Regions from separate parts of the Mus musculus genome. Here region 2 is linked to region 1. The links are chromatin loops, found by intact Hi-C in ENCODE. Cell type or tissue: heart. All regions are shown on one strand. Each heading gives the region's core, and the rest is flanking DNA. Links, peaks and the distances in the headings are about the cores only. Region 1 holds the start of Rfc4 (replication factor C (activator 1) 4). Region 2 overlaps Dgkg (diacylglycerol kinase, gamma).

Region 1 (2,908 bases), core at 89-2,588:
AGGAAATTCAGTTAGAATAACAAATAGTGTAGTGAAAAGCAATGCACTCTGTCTTGTGCTGGGTAATTTGTAATGAATGTATACTTACTTAAGGCTTGTTTTCTGGTTCTGGAACTCGCTCTGTAGACCAGGCTGTCCTCAGATCAACTGCCTCTACCTCAGCCTCCCAAATGCTGGATTTAAGGCACATGCCACCCCCACGCCCAGCTATGCTTAGTTTTGTTTTGTTCTGAAGACTTTTTTTTATGTATACGGGTACACCGTAGCTCATCTTCAAACTGCAGCTGTCTTTAGACACACCAGAAGAGGGCTTCAGATTCCATGACAGATGGTTGTGAGCCACCATGTGGTTTCTGGGAATTGAACTCAAGACCTCTGGAAAGAGGTCAGTGCTCTTAACCGCTGAGCCATCTCTTCAGCCCCTCTACTGGAATCCCAGTTCTTAAATCTGGCAAGTTTAAGCTTAAGCACCATCTGGTAGGATCTCTTGCAGAACCATCTCAAGGGGGAACGAAAACCGAAAAGAACAAAGTCTCTTGTTATAGCATTAACCCTGGAATTACTGAGGACAACACCGGGGATTGATTACATTGAGGTTTTCCATCTGAGGTTTGGAGGAAGCAGAAACATTATGTCCACTAACCACAGACCTTATAAATACATAGTCCCAGACACCAGAGATTCTGACCTTGTAGGTCTGTTTTGGGACTGAAAGTGTACTTCTGCCAAACCCTGCACAGGCTTCTGATGAAATGCAGCCTTTTAGAATTTTGGTTCTAGAAAATGAGCACAATTAGACAAATTCTACTTCTGGTGGAAACAATGACATTTCATCCACTGTAGGGCAAAGGTTAGTTGAACCCCCTGAGGGCTCAGGGGTTCTATCCAGGAAGGGTGACTATCTTTCACTCCTGTGGCTGGCAAGTTCAGCTCCCAGCAATGCAGTTACTGGAGCAGTCGTCGCTGTTGGACTCGTGTGACAACCACCTCTGCTACCAAAGCTACACTAGGAACTTATTATGCTAACATGAGGACATCTAAGGGCAGAGGCTGGCTAAGAACTGAAAGATTCATTTGGACTAGTAAATCCTTCACAGGACAAGCTGTCTGCTGACAGTTGGTATATACTACAAAGCTTTCAAATTCTTTCTTTTTCGCTTGGTCCACCCCCCCCCCCCCCCAAGATGCTGGAACGCAAACTCCAGTCCTCTGGGAAAGCAGCAAGTCCTTTTAACTGATGAGTTTATCTCCTGCCCGATCACGAGGTTTTTGAGTGGGTCTCGGGAATTACAAAATGCCCATAGAAGATGGTCCTCCCTCCCTACAATAAGCTGATTTTACTGACTGTAAGACATCTGTCCCGGGCTGTGTGTGTTTAAGTATTCCGCTTGCGTGCAAGTACGTGCAGCACACGTATTCAGGGTCTGCAGCCCTGAAGGGAACGTTGGACCCCTGAACTGGAGTTCCAGTTGTGAGCCACCAGATGGCTATCAAAACCCCAAGTATCAAACCGAAGTCCTCCACAAAAGCAGTGAATGCTCTTAAACCGCTGAGCCTTCTCTCTAGCTTCACTTCTAAAAAGCAGTTTGCTCTGTGTCCTTGAATATCGGGGGCAGGGCAGTAGTTCGCACAGTGTCCCCTTCCGGCGAAGGGTCAAGTGAGCACGTCTTGGCCCTGACCTCCGGGCTGACGGACGATGGCAGCAAACCCAAGAAGCCACTGGCTTAATGAAAGCCTCTCCCAGCGTGGGCCCGCCCTAGGCCCGGTCCTTCGAGCAAAGCTTTCTCCTTAGGTCGGCTCCTCCCCGACCGCGCTCTGCAGTGTCTGCTGGGCCGAGGTCTGGCCGCGGAGTCTACACAGGATCACCTCCGCGGAACGCCCCAGATGCACCCAGAAGCCGAGCTTAGCCACCGCTAGCCAAAAAGGGAGCGCGTCACTGGCACCCGCGCGCCGGAAGTGACGTTATTGCGTGGCGCGCTCCCGCCATGCCTTTCGCCGCCGTTCTGTGGCGGGAACCGCGGTGCCAGGGGGACGGTGACGACTGTAAGTGATGGGTCTGAGTGTTCTCAGCCTTTTACAGGCTGGCGGGGACCGGGATGTGACCTCCGCCTTCCCTCTAGGCACAAAGTTAGGGGTCCTTTCAAGGGGAGCTGCCCCATAATGGTTTCTTTTTGTCTTATACCCAGGAGAAGAAGCCATGCAGGCATTTCTGAAAGGCACATCTGTCAGTGCCAAAGCACAACTGACCAAGGACCGGGGGACACCTGCCACTGCAGGAAGCAGTGGAGAAACCAAGAAAGTCAAACCAGTTCCTTGGGTGGAAAAATAGTAAGAACTGCTTGTACTTTTGTTGAAATAACTAATAAGTGCTAGTGGGGTTTTTTTTTTAATGTAAGGGGGACTTTGCTATATTTAGATCACACCTTTGAGGGGTAGGGGGACGCGGTATCACCCAATAATAAGTCTTAGTCCTTGGAGTGATACAGTAGTTGAATTTAATTCTTTAGTTATATAGATGACCTAAGATGTTTATAAAGTGTACAGTTTTAGAGCCCTACAGAAACGAAGAAAGCAATGTTTCTGTGAGCTGGCTATAAACACTTCCACTGAAATCTGACTTTTATCCTTGTATGTATATGGTGAAATTTGTTGGGATCTTGTTGTTGATGTTAAGTACCACTACATTGTCATTTGCTAGATGATACTAGAACCGTCAGCTACGTGGAACCTCTTTGATCACTAAGGATCTTCAGGTTATTTACAAGTCAAACAAGGTCCTCGTGTGTGTTATTTTGCTGTTTCAATATTATTGAGAAGTTCAAATATGAGTACTTCATCTATATCACCCCTCTTCCTGCCCCCAACTCATCCCATAGCCGTCCCCGCAGCAAAGCAAGTGGTGGTCCCA
Region 2 (2,908 bases), core at 109-2,608, 560 kb after region 1:
ACCCCCTTCCTTCCCTCAGCCCCAACATAGTAGACTGTACAGTCAAAAAAACATGGACCCGTGGCCAGCTCATCATCTGGCCCAGGTGAGTTAATAGCCTGTGCCTCAGTTTCCGCCCCTGCGACATGATAGCAATGATATTACCTCTCACAGGTTACCTTAAGGATTAGAATAGACCTAGTGCTTAGCCTTGGACCTGCCACATGAGCCCCGGTAAAGGTCGCTAGAATCAAGTTCTAAGGGACCTGTTTTATCCTATGCCATCACAAGTCTCTTCTTGGTTTAAAAGACTTGGTGAGGTTCACCTGCTTAGGACTACCTGGCCTAGCCCCAACCCCACCGTATCAGTGAAGGAAACGCAGGTTTGGGCGAAACTGGAGTAAGCTCAGCGGGGTGGGAAGACATGGGGGGCAGACAGAAGCACTCTGCCTCCCAGGCCTGCTCAGTCTGGGAAATGAGCAGATGGTACAGAGAGCAGGATTTCAGGCTTAGAAAAAATAAAATTAGGTAGGGCCAAGTACTATGAGGACCCCACCTCTAGCCTGAGCTAGTCTCAAGGTAGAGCCTAGAAACCAAACCCAGACATAGCCATTGCCTCCAGCCCCACCTCCTCCTGCATGTACTCTTATGAGGATGCTGGGCCCACTCCTTGGGGGCCTTCAGCACCTCTGGACAGTCAACAATAGATGAAATCACCCTACTTAAACCATGCAGAATACCCAGAGGTCTCTAACAGGAAGGAAACTATGTAGGACAGCAGTCCTATTCTCTCCCATAGCAATAAGCAGTCCATAGGGTGGGGCTGGAGTCAGATGGAGGGGCAGCTTTTGGCCAGAGGGAAGGATATGGGGATGCTAGGTGTACTGGGATAGCGGGTCTGCACCCATCACTCCCTGTCTTAGGTTTAAACAACTGGCAGATTTCACCACAGATGGGTCCAAAGGTATTTGCCCCCATGTGACTACTACCTTACCATTTCTCGCCTCTATTGTGTTTTTTCCCCTGTAGAATTCTTCGGAAATTTCACTACCTGCTCAACCCCGAACAAGTTTTCAACCTGGACAATGGGGGACCTACACCAGGGTATGGACAGTCGTCTTCACTCTGCCCTGCTTTGGTCTCTGAAGAAAACACCTTTCTTTGTCTCCTGGCTTTTTCTGCCTACCCCTCACCTTGGCCCTGGTTCTTATTTAGGAAGTTGCCCTGTCTACCTTGTCTCTGAAGGAGGTGTTGATGTCAGAGGGAAACTATGACCCAGTCATTGGACGGACAGGGAGGTCACACTGCTGACTTCCTTGGACTTACTTGCAAGGCTCTTGGCTGATATCGTCGTAGTGTGTAATGATGTCACTCCAAGTCTGTCATGTCTTTTGCTATGGGAGCATTTCTGTCATTGAAACATTCTTTCCCTGAATTACCCAGCTTTGCAGAGATTACAGATCTCCTAACCCTTCTCCCACCTCCCTGACCCCTAGCCAGACAGAAAGAGCTGTTAGAGGGGAGGGGGCAGGACATAGATGGCTCATCTGAAGGTCTGGTGGGTGGAGCTGGCCTTGATGCCATTTAGCCAGTCATAGGTGGTGCCCTAGTGCCACCTGCTGGCAGCTCTGCCAGCACCAACTTCCACGTCTGATCTGAGCTTTTACACCTCCTGACCTGCATTTCTACTCTAGAGTCATTGAGATTCCTCCAAGGGGGCTGGAGTAAGGTGTCTAAAAATGGAACCTGTCCCTGTCTTTCCGTTGTCTGGCACGGAGATTATTTATAGAAATGGAAGCACGAGACCCAGTTAAAAGGAGAACGACACACAGGTGCACATTCACCAATCTGTAAAATTTACTCAGAAGTCGGTCCAGACTCTCCCAGTTGCCACATAGCCACGTGTCAACCGGTTACTGCTGGTTACTGCCAGTTACTGCCGGATAGCACCGCCATGTACCAAAACATCAAGTGCCTTTTCGGCCCTGCTCTCTCCTAGGGTATTTTAGGAGCACAGCCTTCTCGGCCTTTGATTGGTTTTCCTGTGGGTGACAAGCTCAGGGCCTACTTCCAGGGCTGCTGAGCCCAGAGCACCTTCAATGTGCCTGTTTATCTGTACGCAGACAGGCCGTCCAGCTGACGGGAGCCTCTACTCAGAATGTACTGCCTGGAGTAGGGTTCTGCAAGAGAAGGGAGAGAGAATAGTGACTTGCCAACATAGGCATCCGTGCTCAGAGCGCCCCTGGGACTCCTCAGACCATCTGTCTGGGAAGAGAGACATAACGGCACCTCAAGGTGTCCATCGGTCACATTTTCCCCCAAAGCAAGGGTTCTTGACTTTTTCTGCCAGGGACTCCAGTCACAATCTGGTAGAGTATGAACTCCATCTAAAATAATTTTTTTCTAAAGCATAATATGAAATAATATGTGATTTCCAGTGAAGCTAATTATGTTGAGAAGTGGTTACCCAAAACTAAAAAGACAAATTTGTGGTACATAAGAGAATGTCTTCTCTCAACACACTAAACAACAATACCCATAGTCAGGTTCAATAATGACTGTAAACTGAAAGCCACAAGCTCCAGAAATGATAGCATGGAACCTACAGTACAGCCTAACTGAAGTGTTGAAACAGCTGTTATATTCACTGTGACAAAGTTGCAGGTGCTATTGAAGCCTCTGTGGTCTGCTGTCTACATTCATAATTGAAAGAAATGCTAAGTGTCAGTTAGAGATCAGAGAAGATATTAACATTATATTTTCTCTTCCAAGTTCACAAACCTCTGAATTATACCCACAGACTCACCAGAAGGTCAGTGGACCCCAGGTCCTGCTCTTCCGGCTTCATGCTCCCAGGGAAAATGGGGTCTCGCTCCCCATGGCAGGGGGCCCTCAGAGGAGAAAATAAAGACCCAGATAATTAAGTGAA

What was found. Peaks named below come from ENCODE experiments on the same cell type or tissue, not always from the same donor. Only the 100,000 strongest peaks of a DNase experiment are listed, where the experiment ranks them.
Region 2: a loop joins it to region 1, with 3 times the contacts of the local background. A loop is called at or near these places in 2 of 42 quality-filtered maps.

Annotation. Positions count from the first base shown.
Region 1 is chr16:23,126,820-23,129,727 of GRCm38, reverse strand. It overlaps Rfc4 (replication factor C (activator 1) 4), which reads left to right and starts at 1,998. Exons shown (of 11, transcript NM_145480.1): 1 at 1,998-2,043; 2 at 2,187-2,328. The coding sequence starts at 2,198. In heart, for the core only: a CTCF peak has its summit at 1,481 (motif pointing right); a DNase peak (open chromatin) is centred at 1,917; H3K4me3 peaks cover 1,787 bases; H3K27ac peaks cover 1,831 bases.
Region 2 is chr16:22,563,462-22,566,369 of GRCm38, reverse strand. Dgkg (diacylglycerol kinase, gamma) reads left to right here. Exons shown (of 25, transcript NM_138650.2): 16 at 1,009-1,083. Among named protein-coding and RNA genes, the nearest start is that of Gm41433, 19 kb to the left of the region's middle. In heart, for the core only: a CTCF peak has its summit at 1,605 (motif pointing left); DNase peaks (open chromatin) are centred at 1,619 and 2,029; H3K4me3 peaks cover 533 bases; H3K27ac peaks cover 1,691 bases.